Regions from separate parts of the Homo sapiens genome. Here region 2 is linked to region 1. The links are chromatin loops, found by intact Hi-C in ENCODE. Cell type or tissue: GM12878. All regions are shown on one strand. Each heading gives the region's core, and the rest is flanking DNA. Links, peaks and the distances in the headings are about the cores only.

Region 1 (6,553 bases), core at 4,054-6,553:
CACCTTTGGTTGCCCTTGCCCTACCACCCAAACCCCTAGGGGGAGCATGCAGAGGGGCAGGTGCAGAGGCCATGGGGGGTGCTTTTGGGCTCTGGCCCCACAGCAGTGTCTAGGAGTGGATGTTGGAGACTCCTGAAGCCCAAGTGGGCATGTGTTACAGTGTGCTCTTTCAGCTTAGCCGTCTGCAGATGGCTTGTGTTAATCAGGTCATTAGACCCCATGCCTTATTGCAAGGGCAGGGGTCCAATGTGACAGCCTAAGTTCTTGCTCAGTGTACCAGAAGAATTGGATCACACGTGGGCTGGAAGGATGAGCACAAGGTTTTATTGAGTGGTGGAGGTGGCTCTCCGCGAGACGACTCTCAGCCAGAGAAGGAGGATGGAGGGGAAAGGTGTTCTTCCCCTGGAGTCCACTTGTTCCTGTTCTCCTCTGGGTTCAAATACCTCTTCCCTCCTTTTCTGCTGTGCTGTCCCACCACTCTCCACAGCTCTGTGCCGCTCTGTTCCTCTGCTCCTCTGGATGTTCAGCTCCTTGTATCTGTGCCTGCTAAGATTTTGGGTTTATATGGGGGAAGGATGGGGGGCATGGCGGGCCAAAAGGCACCTTTTTTGGTGTGAAAACAGAAATGCCTGTCTTCTCTTAGGGCCTTAGGTCTTCAGGCTTGAGGGTGGGGCCTTTGCTGAGGGACCACCCTCTTCTACCCAGTATTTCCCTGTCTCCTGTCCATATCAACATTACTAACTTTTTCATCTGCAGACTAATAATGCTAAGGTGTGGCATTTTTCAACTGTGAGACTATGTGAAGGTTTTTCCTGTCCAACTGATGGCATCCTCCCATAATTCTACCCCTTTCTTAAAAGAATCTTTTGCAGTATTTCTCCAAGTTTATTCTAGAGAATTTCTTGTCTGTGAAATGCTCTAGTTAATCAAAATTGGAAAACGGAGCATATCATATCCCCTTCTCAAATTCACCAAAGTGAAGTCCTAATGTGTCTTAATGTATCTGCATGAGACAGGAAGCTGAGATCTATTCAACAACAAAAATCCAAACAAGCATCAAGAGGAGGAGTGTTAGCACTTGAGCCTAGGGAGACTGTGGCTCCTGCCTGAAAGATGGGAGCCTCAGTCACAGCTGCTTTACCAAGTGTCATATGCTATGTTTCTGAGGACTCCTGCTAAAGCTCCCTTCTCCCTCCAGCCAACCACTTTTGTTTTAGACAAGGGCTGGGTTTATGAAGGACTGTTTTCATGACTAAAGCTTTATAGAAGGTTTAAGATAAGGAGATGGAATTGAGTGAAGTAGGAAATATGAAAGCAGATATTATAATCTGGCTTCCTGATTTTTCACTAGCATTTTTGTTTATAAATTAGTTCTGTTCTAAGAATCCAATGACGTAATAGAAACTCTCAAAGATTCTTAACTTGAGATATAGGGAGTCTTTGAAACTGCTGAAATTACAGACAGCATTTATTGTTTATGAGCATTTCTGAATCTAGAGCTTTCACTAGATTTGTAAAGAATGTGGGCCAAAAGATTAAGAGCCAATCCTGTATCTTGTACTCAAAATGTTTGTAATTCTCACCTTTTTATCCCCCAGACTCCTCTTGCTCTCTCTTCATTTTCACAGTGTTACTGGAAAGGGGTCCTGATCCAGACCCCAAGAGAGGGCTCTTGGATCTTGTGCAAGAAAGAATTTAGGGCGAGTCCTCAATGCAAAGTGAAAGCAAGTTTATTAAGAAAGTAAAGGAATAAAAGAATGGCTACTCCATAGACAGAGCAGCCCTGAGGGCAGCTGGTTGTCCATTTTTATGGTTATTTCTTGATTGTATGCTAAACAAGGGATGGATTATTCATGCCTCCCCTTTTTAGACCATAGAGGGTAACTTCCTGACATTGTCATGGCATTCTTTTTTTTTTTTGACAGAGTCTCACTGTGTTGTCCAGGCTGGAGTGCGGTAAAGCAATCTTGGCTCACTGCAACCTCTGCCTCCTGGGTTTAAATGATTCTCCTGCCTCAGCCTCCCAAGTAGCTGGGATTACAGGCATGACCCACCATGCCCAGCCAATTTTTGTATTTTTAGTTGAAACAGGGTTTTGCCATGTTGGCCAGGCTGGTCTTGAACTCCTGACTTCAGGTGATCTGCCTACCTTGGCCTCCCAAAGTGCTGCAATTACAGATGTGAGCCACCAAACCTGGCCTGTCATGGCATTCTTAAACTGTCATGGTGCTGGTGGGAGTGTAGCAGTGAGGAAGACCAGAGGTCACTCTCATCGCCATCTTGGTTTTGGTGGGTTTTAGCTGGCTTCTTTACTGCAGCCTGTCTGTTCTATCAGCAAGGTCTTTATGACCTGAATCTTGTGCTGACCTCCTATCTCATTCTATGACTTAGAATGCCTTAACTGTCTGGGAATGCAGCCCAGTAGGTCTCAGCCTCATCTTACCCAGCTCCTATTCAAGATGGAGTTGCTCTGGGTCAAACACCTTTGACAACATCATTAAGCCTCAGTTCTCACACTGTTTTTGTTTTGTTTGTGTGTGCAATGATGGGCAAATCTCTGCCTTATAGGATGGTAGAAAAAAGGAACTTAATATTGTAATGACTGTTTTGTGCCAGATAATTGCTTTAAACTGTATCAGCATCTTATTTAGTCCTGTTAATGATATGAATGTTATCTTCATAACAGCTGCCATTTTATTAAGGACTTATCAGAGAAAAACACTGTTCTAAGCACTTGTTACCCATTATTACATTGAATTTTCATAACAACCCTTTGAGGTAAGCATGATTATACCCACTTTAATAGAAGTGAACTGTAGTTTTGTAATGTTAGGTTCCTTGCCAAATGTTACACAGATAGTAAGTGATAAAATCATATGCCCTGAAATTACATTATGCTGCCAAACTTAAATTTCTTTTTTATCCTTTATATTAGTATATTCTTAGGTTTAAACAAGACAACTAGTTAACACATACTAGATTTTGTCCACAGTTCCTGGCTCATAACTCCCATAGCCCTTGTCACTATCTTTTAACGTTGGGGCACATTAGGCCTCAGAAGTAGGCCTCAGAAAACAGAGTCTCTCTCTCTCTCTCTCTCTGATCTTCTTCCGCCCTCCTCTCACCTGCCCAGGGCAGCACTCTAATCTTCTCCTGCCTTTCTGATCTTGGGTCATAAGACCTTCATTTCCAAAGATGTCCTGTGTCATACCCTAAAGGAAGGAACACTGAACAGAGAGAGGCTCAGAAGAATCTGGACAGGCCTTGCTGTGTTTACATCATTCCCTTTATGTCCAGTCACATCTCTACATGGTTGTCAGTTGTGCCTATTTGATGAAGTCCCCATATAAGGCTCACAAGGACAGGGTGCAGAGAGCTTCCAGATAGCTGAACAAGTGGAAGTTCCTGGAGGGTGGCGTGTTCAGGGAGGGCATGGAAGCTGTGTGCCCCTTCCCCCATACCTTGCCCTACTCATTTCTTCATCTGTTTCATTTGTAGTATCTTTTATAATAAACCACTAAACATTAGTTAGTATTTCTCTGAGTTCTGTGAGTCACTCTAGCAAATTAATTGAACCCAAGGAGGGTGTCATAGGATCCCCACATTATAGCTGGTTGGCCAGAAGCACAGGTAAACAACCTAGGGCTTTCAATTGGCATGAGAAGTAGGGGGCAGTTTTGTGGGACGGAGCCCTCAGCCTGTGAGATCTGATGCCATCTCTAAGTACACAGTGTCAAAACTGGATTGGAGGACACCCAGCTAGTATTCACTGTGAAATTGGTTGCTTGCTTGATTTGTGGGGAAAAACCCACATGCATTTGATCACAGAAGTCTTTTGTGTTGACAGTTGATAGTGTTCAGTGAGAGAATTAAAAAAAAATTGAGTTTCTTCTTCAACATACTCTCTCAATGTGAAACCACAGAAACTATTTCCATTCAAAGATGGAAATGGTTTGTTTGCATCTTAGTTTTTATTTATACATCTTAGAAGAAATGTCCAAGCTTTGTTTTTTCTCTCACCCTATATATAAAATTACCTATGAGGCACAGATTTTTATGATCCTTGATTATATAGACTTTGTCCAAATTGTGTGTTTTATAGCATTACTGTAACTTGTTATAGTAATCTTTGTGTATATTATGTCTCTTAACATTGTCTTCCATATTGTTAATGACCATCTCATATTTATCTCTGTATCATGTATATCTTCAACCAATGTGACTGGCTTAGGAGAAAAAATTAGTGAACAATTAACTAGTGTTTGTGTAATCTATACAATTGTCAAGGTTACAATTGCTATTTTTGAAGAAATCGTTGTTGTTTTTCTCTTTGTTTCATCTCAGTTCCATTTTGTCATGTATTCTTTTTTTTTTTTTTTTTTTTTTTTTTGAGGCGGAGTCTTGCTCTGTCACCCGGGCTGGAGTGCAGTGGTGCAATCTCGGCTCACTGCAAGCTCCACCTCCTGGGTTCATGCCATTCTCCTGCCTCAGCCTCCCGAGTAGCTGGGACTACAGGCACCCGCCACCACGCCCAGCTAATTTTTTTTTGTATTTTTAGTAGGGACGGGGTTTCACTGTGTTAGCCAGGATGGTCTCAATCTCCTGACCTCGTGATCCGCCCGCCTCGGCCTCCCAATGCTGGGATTACAGGCGTGAGCCACCGCGCCTGGCCCCTTGTCATGTATTCTTAACCTGTGTTATATCTAAGAGAAGCTGTGAGAGACGGGACCATTTGTGGATAGGTGCAGAGGGCATGAAGTAGCCCAGAAAGAATCTTTGCCATTGACTAAATTTTAGCCTAGTAAAAAACATCTGGTAACCACTGAAAAACTAGAACAGTGTGATATGACAATGCCCAGTTGAATAAGAAATTCAAATAGTTTATAGTAACAAAAAATAATTTTTACCACATTGTGACTAGTGCCCTAAAAACAAATTTGAAGGAGCAGAGAGAGAGAGGAAGTGAGTTTTCGCTGGGGGCTGGTGAGTGGAGGCTACTTTATGAGCAGTTTTGAAAATTACAAGTTAGGGAAAAACTCTTAGGGGAGTTTTAAGTGGTGAGCAACAGGCACTTGAGGTTACAGGAGCAGCAGCATAAAGATATAGAACAGAGAGGCCATTTGGCAGTCTTGGGGAAACTCCAAGAAGTCGAATGTGTCTAAAGCTGTGGTTCTCTCTCTGTGTGTGTGTGTGTGTGTGTGTGTGCGCGCGTGTGTTTGTGTGTGTGTGCATGTGTATGTATGTGTGAAATCGCTAATACAGAGAAGCTGTTAGAACAATTTTCTCACTTCCCAAAAATGTCCGTTCATTCATGGGCCTAGGCAACTCTCCTTTGTGTGTCTTACAGCCCAACACTGTCATATAAGGTGTGGTTCTATAATGAAACAGTTTTATCTGTTGTTTACGGAGCTAGTCAGCCTGTGTTATGCTTGTTACTGGTTGAGGGTGTCCAGGTTCTTGGCTTCTTGAACAAAGAATTGGACAAAACTCACAAATGAGGCAAGGAAAGAATGAAGCAACAAAAGCGGAGATTTATTGAAAATGAAAGCACACTCCACAGGATGGGAGTGGGCCTAAGTAAATGATTCAAGGCCCTGGTTACAGAATTTTCTGGGGTTTCAATACCGTCTAGAGGTTTCCCATTGGTTACCTGGTGTATGCCTTATGTAAATGAAGAGGGTGGAGTTAAGTTACAAAGTCATTTACTCAGTATAGGCCTTGTGTTAATGGAGAGGGTGTTACTCCTGGGGGTTGTGGCCCATGTAAACGGAGAGGATGAAGTGAAGTGACAAAGCCCTTCGCATTCCTGCCATTGCTGAAGTGTTTCCACTTTATTTAGTTCTAGGAAGTCAGTGTGAATTGGCCTTATGTTCCCTGCCTCCAGAACCTGTTCTCCTGCCTCACATAGACCCTTTTTTCCCTTTGCCAACTTCACTTCTTTTACAGCCACCTCACTACCAATGTGTCTGTCTCCTAAGTCAAACATCAGTGATTCCTCTGTTTTCTCTAAACCCTTCTTATGTCTTCTACTTCTCATCTCTTTCTTGGTCAAAAATCTTTCAAAAATGAGTAAGAATGCAGCTATTCAGGCAAACTAAAAATAACATCACAGTGATATACAAAACCAGTGTCATTTCACAAAGGAAAATTATCAATACTAGATCCTGAAAAAGAAACAGCGAATGAAAGCCATTTACACAACTCCATTGTGTAATTGACACATTGAATCACTCATAAAACAGGTGCTCTGGGTCTGAATCTAGATCCTAGCTAGTCTGGTAGCTGAAATCATAGAATTATAGTAGAGTTTAGGAAATCATCCTCAAAGGAAAGATTATATGTTGATATCAAATGTATATTTCCTTTCTAGGCCCAAACCTGCACCACTGACTGCTGAAATACAGCAAAAGATTTTGCATTTGCCAACATCTTGGGACTGGAGAAATGTTCATGGTATCAATTTTGTCAGTCCTGTTCGAAACCAAGGTAAAAAAATAAGCCTAAGTTTTTTGTTAATTTGTTTGGAACTATTTATTGAACAGTTGCTCTGTGT
Region 2 (6,927 bases), core at 4,066-6,565, 120 kb after region 1:
TTTCATTGTCATTAAAAGACTTACTGAGTGCCTGTAGTAGTCAAGACATTAAATACAGCCTGGCATAAACAAGTATGGACCATTTCTTGAGCATGCCAGTATCATGGAGCAGGCTGCACCTTGTGCTGGTAGGGTATATGCTTCTGATTTCATGGGCAGAGTCAAAGAGGAGGGCAACAAAATCTACAAAAAGAATGTTGGGGAGAGGTAGAATGGTGAAATGGCATACATATAAACTGCTATTATATATGCATGCTAAGCAGAGACATGACTTCTTTCAGACTCAAGGAGATTTATCATTTAAGGTTTGGTTTGGCTGCATAAACAGAAAACCCAACTCATCCAAAGGTTAAACCAAACAATGTATTCCTCTCACACATAAGTTCAGAGGTTGGGATAAGAGGAGTGAGTGTCCTATTGCAGTAGTAACTTTATTTTATTTTACTTTTTAGAGGCAGGGTCTTGCTATGTTGCCCAGTCTGGACTTGAACTCCTGGGCTAAAGTGAACCTCCCACTTCAGCCTCCCAGTAGTTGGGACTACAGGCAGATGCCAACATGCCCAGCTTGTAGTAATTTATTTTTGAAGATTGATCTGAGAGTGGTAAGGGATAGGAAAAAGCAGGGGAAACTGAATCAGGAAGATGTCCTTAGGGAACAACTACTTGATGAGATATTAAGAGGGACTGAAATGACAGCATGAATGAAAGAGACACCGGAGAGAAGAATTTGCAAGTTGGTGTTGAAATGGAAAAGTAGGGCACAAGCAGAAAAGAAGTGAAGATGATATCAAGGTTTGGATATTGGTGACCCTGGTGGGAATTTCAATCCAAATTGGGAAGAGACAGTCAATTCCCTTTCAGGCACATGGAGCTTGTCTTCATGAGCTAAGCCAGGGCTACTATGGCAGAGACACTCCAGGACAGCGTGAGTACCTTGTCTAACTGGTTTTGGAGTATCAGCCTGATCATGCCACCCATGAAATAGTGCGTTGGTTCCCTTAGGAGGGCACACCTCTCAGCGCTGATAAGATTAGTGTGATCAGAATGAGAAAGGTTGGCTAGAAAAATACTGAAACCTAAAACACCCAGCACTTGGTGGCCAGACAGGAAACTTCATTGTCTCTACACACTGAATGCTGAAACCTGGAACAGGAGCCACTGGAAATCCTCATCCAAGACCTATTCAGTACACATTTGACTTTAACTTTGTTTTCTTCTTTTGATATCAATAACATTTCCATAAAAATGAAATGAATATAGAAAAGCAGGAAAATATATAAAAAAGAAGCAATAATCTCACTATCCAGAGATAAACTCTAATATGTGGGTACATAATTTTCTGTACCTTTTTTCCATCGACAATGTGTGCATGTTTGTGTAAAATGGAAATTATGTATTTTATGCTAAATTGGGGACTCTAACTTTTTGTGATTTGTTGACCTCCCATTTAAAAATGTTATGAAAAAAATTGTGAACATTTTTCCAGCTGCAATATTTTCTTCAACATTGTTTATAAAGGCTGTATAATGTGCCAGCACATACGTATACCATTACAATATTTAACCTCATGTGTATTTAGGGAGTTGTGAATTTTTGTTTTTATAAGCAACACTGCAATCGGAATTCTTAAAGCTAAATCGTCACATACATCTTTAGTGATTTCCTTACCATAAATTCCTAAAAATGGAATTAACAAAGGGCACATGCATTTTAAGGTTTTTGATACATATAACCACATTTCCCTTTAACAACTTTTTCTTATGTTAGTCCCACCACAGGATCATATGATAGTATCCATTTTTTACATTCTCATCAAAATTGGATATTTTTAGTACTAAAATATATTTGTCAATTTAAAAAGTAAAAAATGGTATTACATTATTGCTTAATTTTCATACTTTTATTACTATCCTAGTGAAAAATACACTTTTCACATTATTGGCTTTTTGTTTGTCTTGTGTGGTCAATTGCTTATTTATATCTTTATCTAATTTAGTGTTTAAAAAATTATTAGAACAATTTAATATAAGGTATATTTCCTTTTGCCTGTCTTAAATGTTGTAAAATTTTTCTCATTCTGAAAGTATCATTTTTCTTGCTTCTGGTAATTGTTAATGTCTACACGTTTAGTTTTTTTTTTTTCCTTTTATTATTTCTGCCTTTCACATAATATTCAAAGGTCCTTTCTCCACAATAATAATGCATAAATATTCACCTTTTTGTTATAATAGTAATTTTGTGAAGTAGTGGAAATGCTGTCAGGAATTTGTCTGAGATGGGTAACAAAGAGAGAGGAATCAAGAGTGACTGAGTTTTTGAGCTTGGTAGACTTTGGTGAGGGTGGAACCACTGACCAAAAACCAGGAATACAGGAAAGGGAACAAGTCTGTTAGGGTAGATAATGAGTTCAGTTTTGCACATGTTGCATTTAAACTGTCTGCCAGAAAGCCTGGTAGAAATGCCCAACGGGCAGTTGGAACAAGTTTATGGAATGCAGGAGTAAGGTTGTGTTTTAAATACAGATATAGAAATCATCAGCAGACATTTGATAGTTTAACAACATGTTCTTTTCAGTGCATATCCTGGGCCAAGCACTATGCTAAGCACTTCACAGAATTTTATTTGGTCTTCTCAAAAAAAAAATAGGAGGTTAAAATTATTATCCTCATTTTATACATGAAGGGACAAGCTTGCAAAAGTTAAACTACTTTACAAAGTTCTTATGACTGGGTAGTGGTAGAACTTGAATGTGAAATCAGGTAAGCTCACCTGATTCCAGAGTTCCTAACCCCATTTGCTCTATTGTCACAGGAGTAGATGAGCTCAAGCAGGGAAAGTCAGAGTCCCAAGGATGAAGAATAGCAAACTTTAGTGGATGGGCAGAAAAGAAGGGAAGTTGTGAAGGAGTCTAAGAAGGTCAGAGTGGAAGGCAGAAGGTCATGTGTATACATGCTGATGCTTTAACCAGAATGGAAGCATTTTTGATGGCAGGGACTTATATCTTATACACTCTTTGAGATAAACGTGAGACCTTTCTTCTGACCCTGATCCTCAAAAAACTCTGTTACAATGCTTTGTACATAAATATTTCTTCGTTTATGCTGTGATGGTCTGTCAGTAATTTTCTTGCGTTAACCTTCTGAGCTAGACCCTACCAGTCTCTCTGTCATCACCCATTATGGAATAGGGGTTCATTCACTGTACAGCCTCAGTACTATCCTATCGCCTTCTCTGAGAGCAACAGAAGTAGATTCCTTGTATATGCTCTCTATGTGCACTGGGTCAGACCTCTCCCCACAAATGCACAGCATGCCACTTTTACTTGTGTTGACTTTCTGCCCGAGTTGGTGAGAGATTATGGGATATATCCTTTTATCTTTGAATCATAGATTTTTCTTTTCTTCCTTTATTGGCTGTTTCCCTGCATAGTTAAGACTTTATCAAATGGAAATAGAATCAATCTCTTTTCTTTATAGCCTGAATATTTAGTAGCATAGCAGAAACAAAGCTACAGTAGAAGCCTGGACCTGGAATTTATCACATGCTAAAGGAGTGTGGTATAGTAGAAAAAGCACAGATTTAGGAATTACTGGTTACGATTCTCATGCTGTCACTCCATATCTGTGACTTTGGAAAAATTATTTAAATTCTTTGAGCCCTATTTCCCTCATTATAAAGTGAAGATACTTGCTACAGAGTGGTCGTGAAGATCAAATAAACTTACCAAGATAAAGGGCTTAGCTCATTGTAGGTTCCCAGGATAAGGAAGTTGAAATTCTAGTACATACAGAATCATTTTTCTCCATGTTCTCAGATGCTTGCCTTTCGGCCATTCCATAGCTTATTTCCACTCATCCATGTTAGATGTGTTAGTAGAAAAATACACCCCGATTCAGCCATGCCTGTCTGGCACAGCTAAGGCACATAATTTTAGTTGGTGATAAATACACTGCTGAAAATGGTTTAGGTCATACTCTGGTTTTCTTGATTCATACTACTGGTGGGTTAAAAAATGCACTTACAATCAGTTTCTCATGATAACCCGTAAATATCCTATTGTAGTCTTTTTTTTTCTGGAAAAAAATCTAGCCAGAAATTTCTCATAGACTGAAGAGTATTTATTTCAAGAACATCCCATACAGAATCCATCTTGGCCTCTCTCCAAATAACCCAAAAGTTGCTTCCTACTTCTAGACATCTGCTGCAATCCTGAATCAATACTAGATGACTCAAATTGCAAGTTAGCACAGGTTTCAGACAAGCCTAGTGGGTAAAGAGAGAACTTTTTGAAGACAAGAAAGAAATAAGCTGCAACTTTAACTTGGCAGACCTATTTATTAAAATTGTGGTTTAGGAGAATTTTCCAAAGCCCCTATAGCTGTAGATCTCATTTGAGAGCCTCAACTTCTCCCTCTTCTTTAGGAATGAATATTCTTTAGGAAAGTCCTGGCTTGTTCCTGTTGTTTGGTGTAATTATTCATAGTGCCCCCTTTCACTCTCAAGAGTCATAGTTTGAATGATAAAATATATGGTCATTTCTTCCAGGCCTTTTGCAGAGTAAAATTCATCTGTTGTAAGATATATTTCTTGTATTAATCTAAGAAAAATTAGATTACCTTTTCTATAACAGAGCCCTTGGGACCCCATCTTGCAGTCATTTACATATTTCTTCAGAGCAATAATTAAAAGCTCACATAAGCTAATGAATAACTCCCCATGGCTCTCTTAATGGCAAAAGCAAATAATGTGACTTCACAGGGGCTCACCAAACACAGCAGCTCTAGGAGGAAAACATGAGGGTTTGTCCCTTCAAGTTTACATTTGCAAAGCAATTTGCAATCATTGTAGTTTTTCCATTTCATAAGACTAAGTACCCACATTGGACAGAAAGGGAATGGAGACTAAGAGAAACCTAATGCTGTGCCTTCTGGGATATCATTCTTGGCTTGAATTCTGAGCACTTTGTGGTCTCACACACCTTTTACAAACTTGAGTCATCAGCCTTCCCGACCTTGGTGAGAAGATGTGCTGTGGTTTAGCAATTTGAGGGTAGTAAGCTTGTCAAAACATCACCAGAGATGTTTTGAGAATTACTGTGGAGAACAGGTTTCCATGGTGCAGTGTGGCTGCTGGGAGGGGGACGAATGGCACAGCTGTTCTCTCCATGGGGAGGAAGCACTGGATCTTTTGTGTCAGAAAAAGCTGAGATCCTCCTGATAATCCTAAGCCATCTTGACAGGTATATGTTCAGGTTGGGGAAGATAGGTTCTGAAGAAGCATCATAATTGCAGGGGACAGGGTTGAATGAAAGAGGAGGCAAGAATGGTCTAGCTGCTTGATAATATCCTTTCCATCTATTCACTGTCTGGCTTGATCCAGTTTATAGTTTGTCCCTGGCTACCTGGCTCCCTGTCTGCAGCCTAGTTCTGAGTGTAGAAAATAAGTTCAAAGCAAGGAAGGGGAGTACATGAAGGTTTGTCCTCCAAAAAGAATGTTCTTGGATTGCCTTTGTCTTGTGGGAAAATGTACAGCAGCAGAGGAAAGAATAGCACCATGAAACCAGAGGAGAACTATGGCATCATGTTTGCTTTGAGATGGCCTTTCTTCCAAACCTAAAAGAGGAGAGAAAACATCACCTCTTTGGCAGTGGTGCTCTTGTGGGGTGACTAGAATCAGCTAGGGTGTCACTCCTACTAGACAATGTCTAGAAGACCCAGAATTCTGATATTTTAGAGTCCAAAGGACTTTCCAGAGATCTTGCAACCTAACTCCCTCATTTTACCCAAGGGACTTTCAGGTTCAGAGACCTAGGCGCCTTTTACGAAGATTTTACTGAACTGCTAGGCTGGGGTGCTTACCAAGCTACTGTAATCTAAAAGTCTTAAAAATATAAACCGAGAGTAATTTCTTCCCACTGTGAAGAATGATCATGAGACCTAAATGAGTACGGCTGGAAACAAAACTGCACATACTTCCTGCCTGGCCAAGGAACTTGCTCACCATGGTTGGCTGCTGTCCCTGAGAGAGGAATCTCCTACCCCCAGAGAGGCAATAAAACTGAAGCTTCAGGACCCCTTCCAAGGCCCTAGACCTAATTATATATTTTTGATTTTGCATTCTTTTGCTCAAAAAGCTACTTCCTCCAATTTTATCAGCTTCAGGACCAGAAATCCTGAACTTTGCCCTGCCTGTCCTACCTCATAAATCCAAATGTCTGATGTTCCAATATGCTCTTGCTCAAAAGAGAACAGATAAGGGTGAGGATGACTCTGCCGGGACCAGGCTTGGGAAAACAGTACGGGGCTGGTAAGAAAGTTGGGTTGGGTATAATTTTGAAGGCTGGCCCACAAGATGTCTCAAACTCCTACCTTGTTTCTACCCCAGGAGCTTGTTGGCCAGACAAAGCCTGTCTCTCAGATTTACAGACCCAGGATTTTAGAGCTGGCAAAGGTCTCATTTTGTCATCCTCCCTAATTTTGCAGGCATTTAGAATGGCTTAAGCATCTTGGGCTACTGAATTCCCCTCCCTGGGAAGTGAGGTGACATTGTTGGCTAATTCTTTAAGCAGGTAGAGTATTTGTCTCACTTGTTAGATGTGATCTTCTTGGTGTGTCCTCGCATGGGTGGAAACCAGTAAATGAGGCCTACCCAGCTAAGCACTTCAATAAAACACAAACGACTGCAATTCTACACACTGTCACTTAGTGTCCATTCTGAGCAAAACTTCTGAGTTACTCTCTGAGGAAAGATGAAACTGCACAGGACAGTGCCTGTGGACAGTATTTTAAGCTTGTCCCTCATTTCATAGTAATAGCTACAATTTATTTACCACCTACTATGGACCCAGCATTTTATCAACAATTTCATTTGTATTTATTTATTTATTTATTTATTTATTTATTTAGAGATAGAGTCTTGCTCAGGTTA

Evidence for each region. Hi-C counts contacts between places; a loop is a spot of excess contacts. Peaks named below come from ENCODE experiments on the same cell type or tissue, not always from the same donor. Only the 100,000 strongest peaks of a DNase experiment are listed, where the experiment ranks them.
Region 2: a loop joins it to region 1, with 2.3 times the contacts of the local background. A loop is called at or near these places in 2 of 110 quality-filtered maps.

Annotation. Positions count from the first base shown.
Region 1 is chr11:88,300,463-88,307,015 of GRCh38, reverse strand. CTSC (cathepsin C) reads left to right here. Exons shown (of 7, transcript NM_001814.6): 5 at 6,371-6,486. Among named protein-coding and RNA genes, the nearest start is that of CTSC, 34 kb to the left of the region's middle. RefSeq lists an enhancer at 3,553-3,612. In GM12878, for the core only: no CTCF peak of the experiment used is centred there; a DNase peak (open chromatin) is centred at 5,225; H3K4me3 peaks cover 830 bases; H3K27ac peaks cover 2,378 bases.
Region 2 is chr11:88,177,462-88,184,388 of GRCh38, reverse strand. No RefSeq gene overlaps it. Among named protein-coding and RNA genes, the nearest start is that of MIR3166, 4.4 kb to the right of the region's middle. In GM12878, for the core only: no CTCF peak of the experiment used is centred there; DNase peaks (open chromatin) are centred at 4,228 and 5,008.